Linked DNA regions of Homo sapiens: region 1 is linked to region 2. A link is a contact called in ENCODE Hi-C or POLR2A ChIA-PET data. All regions are on one chromosome and are shown on one strand. Each heading gives the region's core, a stretch centred on a gene start or an enhancer-like site at or near the end of the contact. The rest is flanking DNA. Distances are from core to core; before and after follow the strand shown. Region 1 has its middle 47 kb from the start of CDKN2A-AS1. Region 2 overlaps MTAP (methylthioadenosine phosphorylase).

The links. A loop is a pair of places that touch in the nucleus more often than their neighbours do. ChIA-PET counts read pairs that join two places held with the same protein, here RNA polymerase II (POLR2A). Pooled maps may share reads with other maps.
Region 1: a loop to region 2 is called in a map of CD4-positive, alpha-beta memory T cell, with 4 times the contacts of the local background. The contact joins two enhancer-like sites. A Hi-C loop is called at or near these places in 6 of 168 maps with a recorded cell type or tissue (B cell, CD4-positive, alpha-beta memory T cell, GM12878 and 3 more), 1 of 37 single-sample maps with no recorded cell type and 6 of 50 pooled maps. POLR2A ChIA-PET finds 5 or more read pairs at or near these places in 1 of 52 experiments (activated T-cell).

The regions. Positions count from the first base shown.
Region 1 is chr9:21,917,920-21,923,240 of GRCh38, reverse strand. It overlaps a transcript of MTAP not described here. Among named protein-coding and RNA genes, the nearest start is that of CDKN2A-AS1, 47 kb to the left of the region's middle. Within about 2 kb of position 3,405, at least 4 of the 41 ENCODE cell types and tissues checked have a DNase peak (open chromatin) inside an H3K27ac peak, as active enhancers do.
Region 2 is chr9:21,852,839-21,858,667 of GRCh38, reverse strand. It overlaps MTAP (methylthioadenosine phosphorylase), which reads right to left. Exons shown (of 8, transcript NM_002451.4): 6 at 3,798-4,037. Among named protein-coding and RNA genes, the nearest start is that of MTAP, 53 kb to the right of the region's middle. Within about 2 kb of position 3,872, at least 4 of the 41 ENCODE cell types and tissues checked have a DNase peak (open chromatin) inside an H3K27ac peak, as active enhancers do.

The DNA.
Region 1 (5,321 bases), core at 2,156-4,655, 65 kb before region 2:
GGAGCTGGAAGAACTGGGGTTCTAATTAGTGTCTATCCTGGCAATGAGCCAATGGACATCTGCAAGGGAGCCTGTTTCTCTGCTGCTGTACAAATGCAACAAGAGCCATGGGTGAACGAATAACAGGGAGTGTGTGTTTAACGTAGAGAAGGAAGTTGCGTGGCATACAAAGTGAAAGAAGAGAGACAGACTTGCCCCTGAGGTAGACAGTGTGGTGGGCACACAAGGCCGTTTCAGAACACACACAGAGAAAACAGGAGAATAGGTGGTGTGGGTTTTGGGGAAAAAGACAATTGTATTTGAAAAAGCAGAGGAAATTGCAGACATTGCACAGTGTTAGGCTTTAGCCCTACCACTCTCATGAGCCTCCTGTCTAGGAGGGCCATTAGTATTTCAGGTCTACATGGTGTGGACTCCAAGGTCCTTCCTACCCCTGTAAGCCACCGGTCAGGGTAAGCTGAGAGATCAGCCAGCGGGTGCAGAGCCACTGTGGCTGAGAGTAATAGTTCTGGGAATTGGTTGGAAGGCAGGAGAGTGAAAGGGGAGAAGAAAACTGTGTACAGATCTCCTTCTTCTCCAGCCAAAGAAGGAGAGGCATAGAGATTTCTTACCACTGGGGAACGTATCCAAGCCATGTGGCATCAAAGTATGTTAGCAGCAGTGAATCTGTATGGGTCTGCAAGAACTTGTTTCTTGCCTCTTCAAAGGAAAGAATTTGTCTGAGGGGCATAAGCGAGAGTGAGAGACCAAGGCAAGTTTTTGAGCAGAAGTAAGAGTTTATTAAAAACTCTTAGAGCAGGAATGAAAGAAAGTAAAGTAACTTGGAAGAGGGCCAAGTTGGCAACCTGAGAAATCCAAGTGCCCTGTTTGACCTTTGACTTGGGGTTTTATATGTTGGCATGCTTCTGGAGTTTTGTGTCTCTCCACTCTTGATTTTTCCTTGGGGTGGGCCATCCACATGCACAGTGGCCTGCCAGCACTTGTGAGCGGCCACATGCACAGTGTATTTACTGAAGTTGTGTGCATGCTCACTTGAGGCGTTTTTCCCTTGCCAGTCAAGTGTTCCTAGAGGAACTGGTCATACACCAGTTAAACTCTGCCATTTTGCCTCTTAGTGCATGCTTGAGACTGCTTGCTCAGCTCCTTATTGGGAAGCTGTTGGCCACCGGCTTCAAGTGTTTTCCATATATTGGGAGACTGCCTTTCTCTGGCACTGACTGCAACCAATTATTATTTTAAAAAGACTGCTTAACAACTACCTGACCATCACCTAATGGTTGCCTGACATTACTGGTGGGGGATGGGCTTTTCTTCTGATGTTCATGTCTGCCTAACTACCTACTCCAACACTCCCACCTCAGCCTCCTGAGTAGTTGGGACTGCAGGCTTGTGCCACCATGCCTGGCTAATTGTTATTATTATGTTTATTTTTAATAGAGATGAGGTTTCCCTATGTTGTCCAGGCTGGTCTCAAACTCCTGAGCTCAAGCCATCTGCCCTCTTCAGCCTCACAAAGTGCTAGGATTACAGGTGTGAGCCACTGCTTCTGGCCAGAAGTCTTTAAGAGAGGCATATTTTGATTTATTGAGTCTCTTGTAAGGCTCTGCATGATAATCAAAATCTACATTCCATTGTTCTTGAGGAATTCAGAATTTCTTCTTTTCCAATCCACTTCATAAATGAACAGTTTTGTCTAGGTTAAAACTTTCTTACAATGACCACTGTATTTCTATATTATCTTTGAACTTCAAATTAACAACCTAATGATGCACCTCAGGGAGCTAGAAAAGAGAACAAAACAAAACCAAATTTAGTAGAAAGAAAGAAATAATAAAGATCAGAGCAGAAGTAAATGAAATTGAGAGTAAAAAATACAAAATATCAACAAAAAGGTTTTTTTGAAAAAATAAATTAACAAACCTTTACCTAAACTAAGAACAAAAGAGAAAAGACCCATGTAAATAAAATCAGAAACAAAAAGGGAGAGTTAACAAATGAGACCACAGAAATACAAAGAATCATTAAAAACAATTATGGACAACTTTTTCCAAAAGAAACCACAAGTTTCTTTTGGAAAATCTAAAAGACATTGATAAATTACTGAACACATACAACTTACTAAGATTGAATCATAAAGAAAAAAATAACTTGAACAAACAAGTAATGAGATCAAAGCTGTAATAAAAAGTCTCCCATTAAAGAAAAGCCTAGGACCTGATTGCATCAATGCTTAATTCTGTCAAACTTTTAAAGAAAAAACTCAAACTCTTCCAAAAAAAATGGGAGAAGTGGTAATACTTCCAAACTCTTTCTACAAGGTCAGCATTACCTTGATACCAAAATTGGACAAAGACACAGAAAAAAAGAGTGTTAGGCCAATATTTCTGGTGAACATAGTTGTAAAAATCCTCAACAAAATGCTAGCAAACCAAATTCAACAACACATTAAAAAGATCATTTAGCATGATCAAGTGGGATTTATCCAAGGGATAAATATTTCCAGATTAATACACAATTTCTGGCTTCCAAGGCATGTTTACCACTTAATAATTATTTAATCAAGTTTGACCATATTGTTTGCTCAGAAAGCCTGGATCATGCAGAAAGGTGAAAATATCCATAGAGAATTGTTTCCCAATAGCCCCTTTCGAGTGGGCTATTGGAAGGTAAGTGGATAATGGGTTTGCATAATTGCACTTTTTTGTTGGTAAAATCTGGGAAAATAAAAATTTTACAGTCTTTCCTTAAAGAAAGTCCTCCAAACTAAGTAAGTTTCAGGTCACATAAAACCTGAATTTGCCCATGCTCACAACTGTGCCTGCAATTGTTTATGGTTGAGGGAAAAAAACATGTTAAAAAAGCGTCACGCAGTGGCCAAGGAAAATCTCTTTTCATTGCTCTAATGGAATTACAGCTCTCCCTCCTGCTTATCTTACAGTCTTCTTAGGTGGGCACTGTTTATTTATACTCTCACAGCTCTCTCTGGTCATGGGCTAATTTTTTCTTGATCCTCATTGCTATGTTCAGAATATACTCCCTCCTTTCTAAAAGACACCAGCCACTCCCATTCTGTAATTCAACTCATTTCTCTATGATTTTCGCTCTTGAGCTTAGTCTCCTTATCTATAAATCTACTCTAGTCTAATTCCTTAACCCATTTCCTGTTTGCCCCAAGAATATTCTTGTTCTCTTGTCTCTAATCCTAATGTAATATCATATACATTTCTGTTACATTAGGATTAGAGACAAGTTCTGTTTAGAAATAACTCCATGAAGAATTTTTATATTTTATTTTCACATTGAAAAATCAGTCAGATTTGCTTCAGCCTCAAAGAGTGTGTTTACGTAAAATTCAGTGAGTGCTGGCAGCAAGCCACACTTTTTTTTTCTAAACAGGAAATGGGTTAATATACACGTTGATGAACATTCTCTGGCTTATTTCCTGTAAACCCGCTTCTCTGACTAACTTGTGCTCTTTGACCACCACCACTTTATTACTCCACCTTGACCTCTAAGCTATGATTCTATCACCTTGTCAGTGTATTTCACCCACTTTATGTCATCACTCCACTCCTTACCCAGCTAAAATGCTTATGGTCACATAGTCAATTATCAAAGGATAGTAATCATTCCTTTGCATACACCCTTGAACCTCACAGTGTTTTATACATGGCAAAACCAAAACCCTGGTTAAATCCAACTCTCTTGCTAGTCCACATCTGAACCCAGGGATCCAAAAGTGGTTTACAAATATCTTCTCTTAACCTCACTTCCACCTGCAAATTACCATCTGTTTTTTTGCTCCTTTTATAGAAAAAGAAAAAATGCAAGAGCCTTAAAGCAGAAGTCTAAATTTTTATGAATGAAGTTAAATTATTTTTTCAGAGTATCTTCAAAATAATCTGGTAAGGTAGGGACAGAGGGAGTGGGGAAGTAGATGAACAACATTGGCTATCAGTTAAAAACAATTGAATGTGGGTGATGGGTTTCATTTTTTGTTAATTCATATTTTTATATGCTTGAAATCTTCCCTGATAAAAATTTCAAGTGTCTGTAATTGCTGTCTCCAATTTCCTCTCTTTCAGCTACAAACCCACTAACCAAGATTTTACTTTAAACACTCTGCTGAAACTATTGTTCATCCTAGTCACAATAATATTTATATTGCTAAATTGAATGCTCAATTCTTAGTTCTCACTTTTTCCTATCAATAGTGTTTGATGGACCATCAAACTATGCTTTCCTATGTCACACCTTGGTGATCAATTTGTGCTTCCCTTTCTTCAAGTGGATTCTAGTACAGGTATCATTTTATTAGTCTGTTCTCACGCTGCTAATAAAGACACCCCCAAGACTGGGTAATTTATAAAGGGAAGAGTTAATTGACTCACAGTTCACATGGTTGAAGAGGCCTCACAATCATGGCAGAAGGCAAAGAGGAGCAAAGACACATCTTACCTGGCAGCAGGCAAAGAGGGCATGTGCAGGGGAACTCCCCTTTATAAAACCATCAGATCTTGTGAGATTTATTCACTATCACGAGAACAGCACGAGAAAGACCCACCTCCATGATTCAATTACCTGCCACCAGGTCCCTTCCATGACATGTGGGGATTATTGGGGCTAAAATACAAATGAGATTTGGGCGAGGATGCAGCGAAACCACATCAATCACAATTTTTTTTTAATTTCAATAGTTTTTGGGGGTACAGATGGTTTTTGGTTAAATGGGTAAGTTCTTTAGTGCTAATTTCTGAAATTTTAGTGTGCCTGTCACCCAAGCAGTTTATACTGTACCCAATATTCTCTTATCCCTTAACCCCTCCAAACCTCCCCCATCGAGCCCCCAAAGTCCATTAATCACTCTTTTTTTTTTTTTTTTTTTTTTTTTGAGACGGAGTCTCGTTCTGTCGCCCAGGCTGGAGTGCAGTGGCGGGATCTCTGCTCACTGCAAGCTCCGCCTCCCGGGTTCACGCCATTCTCCTGCCTCAGCCTCCCAAGTAGCTGGGACTACAGGCGCCCGCCACTACGCCCGGCTAATTTTTTGTATTTTTAGTAGAGACGGGGTTTCACCGTTTTAGCCGGGATGGTCTCGATCTCCTGACCTCGTGATCCGCCCGCCTCGGCCTCCCAAAGTGCTGGGATTACAGGCGGAGCCACCGCGCCCGGCCCATTAATCACTCTTATGCCTTTGCATCCTTATAGCTAAGTTCCACTTGTAAGTGAAAACATACAATATTGGGTTTTCCATTCCTGAGTTACTTCACTTACAATAATGACCTCCAGCTCTATCCAAGTTGCCGCAAAAGACATTATTATTG
Region 2 (5,829 bases), core at 2,623-5,122:
GGCCTGGTGGGAGGCGGTTGGATCATGGGGTTGGATTTCTCACGAATGGTTTAGCAGCATCCTCAGGTGCTGTTTTACTGATAGTGAGTTCTTGTGAGATCTGATTGTTTAAAAGTGTACAGCACCTCTCCTCTCACTCTCTCTTGCTCCTGCTCCCACCATGTGAGATGCCTCGCTCCTTTTGCCTTCCAACATGATTGGAAGTTTCCTGAGGCCTCCCCAGAAGCTGAGCAGATGCCAGCATCACGTCCCGTACAGCCTGTAGAACCATAAGCCAATTAAACCTCTTTTCTTTATAAATTACCCAGTTTTAGGTATTTCTCCATAGCAATGTGATAACAGACTAATACAGATTTCAATATGGTATCGGAGAAAATATCTCAGATGTATAATGGGTTAATATGGTCTAGAAAGATGTGGCTGTTCTCTTCATGTCCACAGCCGAAGGGATTACAATGTTAAAACTGTTGCTACACTGGAAAACCAAACAGGTACGTTTCTCCTTAGAAAATTATTCCAGCTACTAAAGAAAAATATTATGGAATTAAAATACCACCATTTTTATGGCTCCCAGTGAATTAATGGATTGGCTGCTAACATCACAAACCGAACCAAACAAAATCCCAAATAAACCACTCATTATGTGCTTCCTGATGAAAAAATAAAATGCTACCTTAAGACACCTGAATCTGATTAAATTTCTAAATCTAGCTACCAATTTATAGACAATACAGAGGACAGAGAAGCCTATTAAACTACTCCAAGGAGATGATTTCAGCAATTCAGACTGTGGGAAACTCAACAGGACAAATGATCTGGTTCCTTCATAAAAAGCTTGCAACCAAAAGAATAATTTAAGGCATTTAACCAGAAATTTAAATTCTGGCTGGGTATATTAAAGAATTATTATTGGAGAATGAAAATGATAATGTGCTCATGTTAGATACCTCCTGAAGTGTTTATGGATAAAATTATTGATGGGAGTAATAATCATATTGGTTGTAAGTTAATATAATGGTTGAAGCTAGATGCTGAATTCATGGAAGCTCGTGCTATTAGCTACTTCTGTATATGACTAAAATAGCTTCATAAGAAAAAGTTGAAGAAAGTGAACACAAAATTACCATCAGAGATAGAGTACTTGACATGCCTTCCTATGCTTCGAAGAAATCCAGCATTCAGGGACACAAGGATTACATCTTTCTATTTCCTTAAGCATAGTCCAGATCCCACCCACAAACACCAAGATGTGTATAGGAAAAAATGATGAACACTGTAGCAGAGGGGAGTTTGCACTACTATGGGAACACAAAGCAGTGACAGGCTGGGTATCTGCCAGGCACATGTAAATGATATGTTTTAAGCTGAGTCTTTGAATGCAGACATGAAGCATCCAAGAAATTTGCCTTGTATTTACTCATTTCCTTATATATTTTTCCTGTGACTGGTTATTTCTGTATAGACACTGACCTCCCTTCTCTTTGTTCCAGCTGTTGGGCTTCACCCAAAATGTCCTTCCTACTGACCTTCCCAAAATAAACCCTCTCTTCAAGGTGCAGTTTAAATGCTTTTCCCTGATACTACCCACCTCTCAGGCCCCCCACTCCATCAGAGCCACCATCTGATGACCACCCTCTTACAAGCCAGCATTATACTAGCTTTTTTACATATCTCATTTGGTTTAATTCTTCCAGTAATCTTTCAAGGTCTAACTGACTAAACAATGACTAAACAACCTCCACTCCTCACCCAGAGCCCTGGCTTCATTCTACAGAAGAGTAAACAAGTGAAATAACTCGCCCAATGTGACAAGCAAATGGAGCAACTCAAATCTGAAGATGGGTTTAGAGAACTCCAAATCCTTTTTGCCATGCCAGGCTGCAACACACGATTGGCTGAAATAATGCCATCTTTCTGTGGGCCTTCCTTGTAGCATTTAACACTGTCTTCAAGCCTTTCCACTTACAGAGCTTAATTTCTCTGCTTTTCAATAAAGTAGCTCCAGCTGACTATTTCCCCAACCTCATTTGGCTACTAAAGGAAATCACTGCTGGTTCTACAAAGGAGGAGACATATGTTATTAGACTGAGCAGAAAGCCACAGGCAGGAAGCAAACCGCTCTCAGGGTGTGGCAGGGGCTGGAGTTTCCTATTAATTGGAAGCAGCTTCTTGACATTACGAGGCTGAGTTGTTCCTTAGGTTACCAAAGCTGCCAAATAAGATATTATGTTGTGACTTAATGTAATAATTTGCGAATCTCTTACATAAAAGGCATCCTAGTACTAAGCAAACAGTTTATTACACTGAAGAGTCATCATAAGGAATTCATGAAAAACAAAGAACCTGTGTTCATCTATGACCCAAAACACTGTACACATTAGATAGTAAAACAAACTCTCTAAAACGGTGGTACAATATTAGGCCTCTTTGGAGATGTCACTTACCCTAAATGTGCTCAGAAAGTCACCCCTAAATGTTTTCCTTACTTCAAAAGTGACTGCAGTTTTGTCGTCCCTTTATCTTAAAATGAGATAAATGACAGGACGAACGATCTAGTTTATTCAAGTAACACAAGGAATAAAAAGAGAAAGAGGTGAAAATTAGATTAAAAGAGACAAGAGGTAATCATTAAAATACAACATATGGATTGTAAGGGATTCTGATTTGATCAAATTGTTAAAAATTATGAGACTGAAGGAAAAAGGAATAGTCTGAATATTTGATTATATTAAGAAATTAATATCATTATTTTTGTACAATGATGGCATGGTTATAACTTAATTTTAAAAAGACCTTTTAGGAAAATATTTACTTCACAATGAGGGCAGGGGAGAAATAGGTAGGGACATACCTATCACACAAGATTGGCCATGGCTAATTGTGGAACCTAAGTGATGGGTACCTGGAATTCATTATATTCCACCCTGTACTTACACAGATGTTTAAAGTTTTGTTTTGTTTTGTTTTGGAAGCTGACCTCATTGTTCCAGTGTCCTCAAATTCCAGCTGGATCCTGCTGCCTTCCCTGCCTGAACCCCTCACTGTCCTTCCATCTGAAACCCTTACCATGGTCTGTATGGCCTGGCCCTACTGTATTGCATCCCTCCTCTCTCTCCCTTCTCCCCAGTCTCCCTCCTTTCCACTCTACTCAATCATGCCCTTCTTGCCCATCACACTTAAAACAGGAAGGCTTCTCATACTTCAAATATTTGGTCTGGTCAACTCTATTCAGTTGACCTAGTGTACCCTTGTACCTCACCATTCTATTTCTTTATAACCGTTAGCTTTCTTATATTGGTTTGCTTAACTTCTATCTCCATCCGACAGAATGTCGGCTCCTTAAGGACTTCTCTGTTTGTTGTCACATTTCTATGCTGAACAGAGTATCCAGCCACGGTACGTTAAATAGATGGATGTGAACATACAGCCCTCTCATGAGGAAAGGGTTAATAGATTTTTTTCCTTCTTGAAAACAAAAAACAGTAGCATAGCAGCAGAAATTGGCAATCAAAATACACCTTTATCCTGAAAATAAGGCCCAAGTCTTAGTATGATTCTCAACACATCTACCTGCCTACAATGTACTATTTTCACTACTGATCCTTGGGTAAAAGTGTCTCTTTCTTTCCTTTGATCTTTGTTCTTACCTTCCAATGGAACTACAGAAAATATTAACAACTTCAAAACCTTGTAGAAAGGCACTTTCTGAAACTAACGTAATAGAAACAAACAGTTAAGACACCCTATTGGCACCCAGAAACCCATGCTATATGTGCTTAGAAAAGAATTCCACCTACTGCTTCCTCGTGCTCCTTCCAGCAGTCATAATCTGTCGCCATGGCGATACTTGCGTAACAAATTCCAGCCTCCTTAGCAAGAACCACCTCTGGAACTGTGGTCATGTTGATAACATCCGCCCCCCAGGTGCGGAACATGAAGCTTTCTGCCCGGGAGCTAAAACGAGGTCCCTCGATTGTGACCATTGTCCCCTTTGAGTGGCACCGGAGTCCTAGCTTCTTAGCAGTCTCTATAAGAACCTAGAAAAGAAAAACCAGAAACTTCAAAACATACTAGCACATGCACAACTTAAGGCTGCACTTCCCCCCAATGTTTACCAAGTTGATTTCTTAAAGATGATTTGTCACTATAATAAATGCCTACTATCTGCCAGGCTCTCAGAAAAAACCTAGAGGACCACAGAAGGGTGTTTCCTGGACCCTTTCTCATTCACATAATCCTGTTTCCCCAGCCCTTTGCATGTAGAAACTAATAGCTACACAAGCAAGCACTGAGCTCTTTCTACTCGCCAGGCATTTGTTTATATGCTTTAATCTCATTTGCTTCTTAACAACTTTAAGAGACTAAGCTGGTTTGAGAATACAGACTGGAGTCTTAACTTTTAACCTCGCAGGCTAAGCTAAGGTGCCTCTCGTCGCTTATCTTCTCAAACAGGTGTGTTGAGTTCTATTTCCAGGCTTCTGAAAAGTTAATTCTCATTACTTTTAAAAATACAGAATCTGAAGACTTCTGTAAAAGCTTTTGCTGGTTAGAAAGTGATTTCTCTTTTGCCTATTGCCTTTCCACAGAGTTGTGCTGATTGTTTTTCTGTTCACAGGGATAAACATCTTGGAATTCCTTTAGTGGCAAGGCTAGGCATGGATTTTTAGAAACATCATTGAAAAGTTCGATCCTTTTCTCCAGTGTTTTATTTAATACTGCACATCTAATCTTCAAGTTATTAATTACCTTCATTTTTTCTTAGCTTATTCAATATTCCCTTTTAATTAAAAAAAAGTCTTTTCAACTTAACTGTTAACTTACTGAAGCACTGTTGAAAAATCATCTCTGTATGCCTTAGTTTTCTCAAGTGTAAATTGAGAATAATGATATCGCATAATTCAATTGTATGAGGAAGATTAAATGAACTAAGGTATATACAAGCATAGAAGCATGCCAGGTGCGCTGTAAACACTGTATGCACTAAGCTGGTCTTCTAACAATCATTAATACTGGCAGCTTCTACACATATTTGGCTAACCTTCCTGGGATACTATATAAATAAAGTGGAGTGACTCAAAGTCAAAGTCTCCAATCTGGGCAAAGTCTCACCTGCACATGTGTTCATCACATAAACAAATTAACCTATTTCCTTAAAAAATAACTTACACTATGCCACTGCAATGGGAAACAGAATTTTCACAAGAGTCTTGGCAACTCAAAATTTAGCAAGCTATGGACAATGAACAGTTGATGCTACATCATGTTTATCTTATAAATGCTGAAAATAAAATTATGCTTAATTAACACTTTTCCCTAAAAAGTATATGTTATAAATGCAAAAGCCTAAATCTCTACCCCACCCCCTTTTCCCCCCTAAAGTTAAGACATAACAAGCCCACTCCCGCTGGTTCAATAATGTCTTTAAAGATCCTGAATAACTGAACCATATGCTTGGCTAAAGTTCACAGTGCTTCTAGAGATGAATGGCTCTTGACAAGTCCTCACTGTCACTCTGGCACTTTGGGAGATAGGTACCATGCTTATGAGGAGGAGGAAGAAATGGAGGCTATGAATATATGTCAGCCACCTGAACCAGCATTTTGCATTCCTTCAAGAACAGCTAACACTATCTTAAGGCAGCAAAAAATATCAAATACAGGGTCAAGGTCCAGGTCTGAGTTTAAGATGATTTCATTTTCTTACCTCGTGTAATCACTGAACTACTAAACAGACGGATGTGGTAGTGAAAGTACCACAACCCTCACCAAGGAACTAGCAATATTAGATCACCAGCCTAAACAGATTTAATGTCAGGACTTTCATATTAAC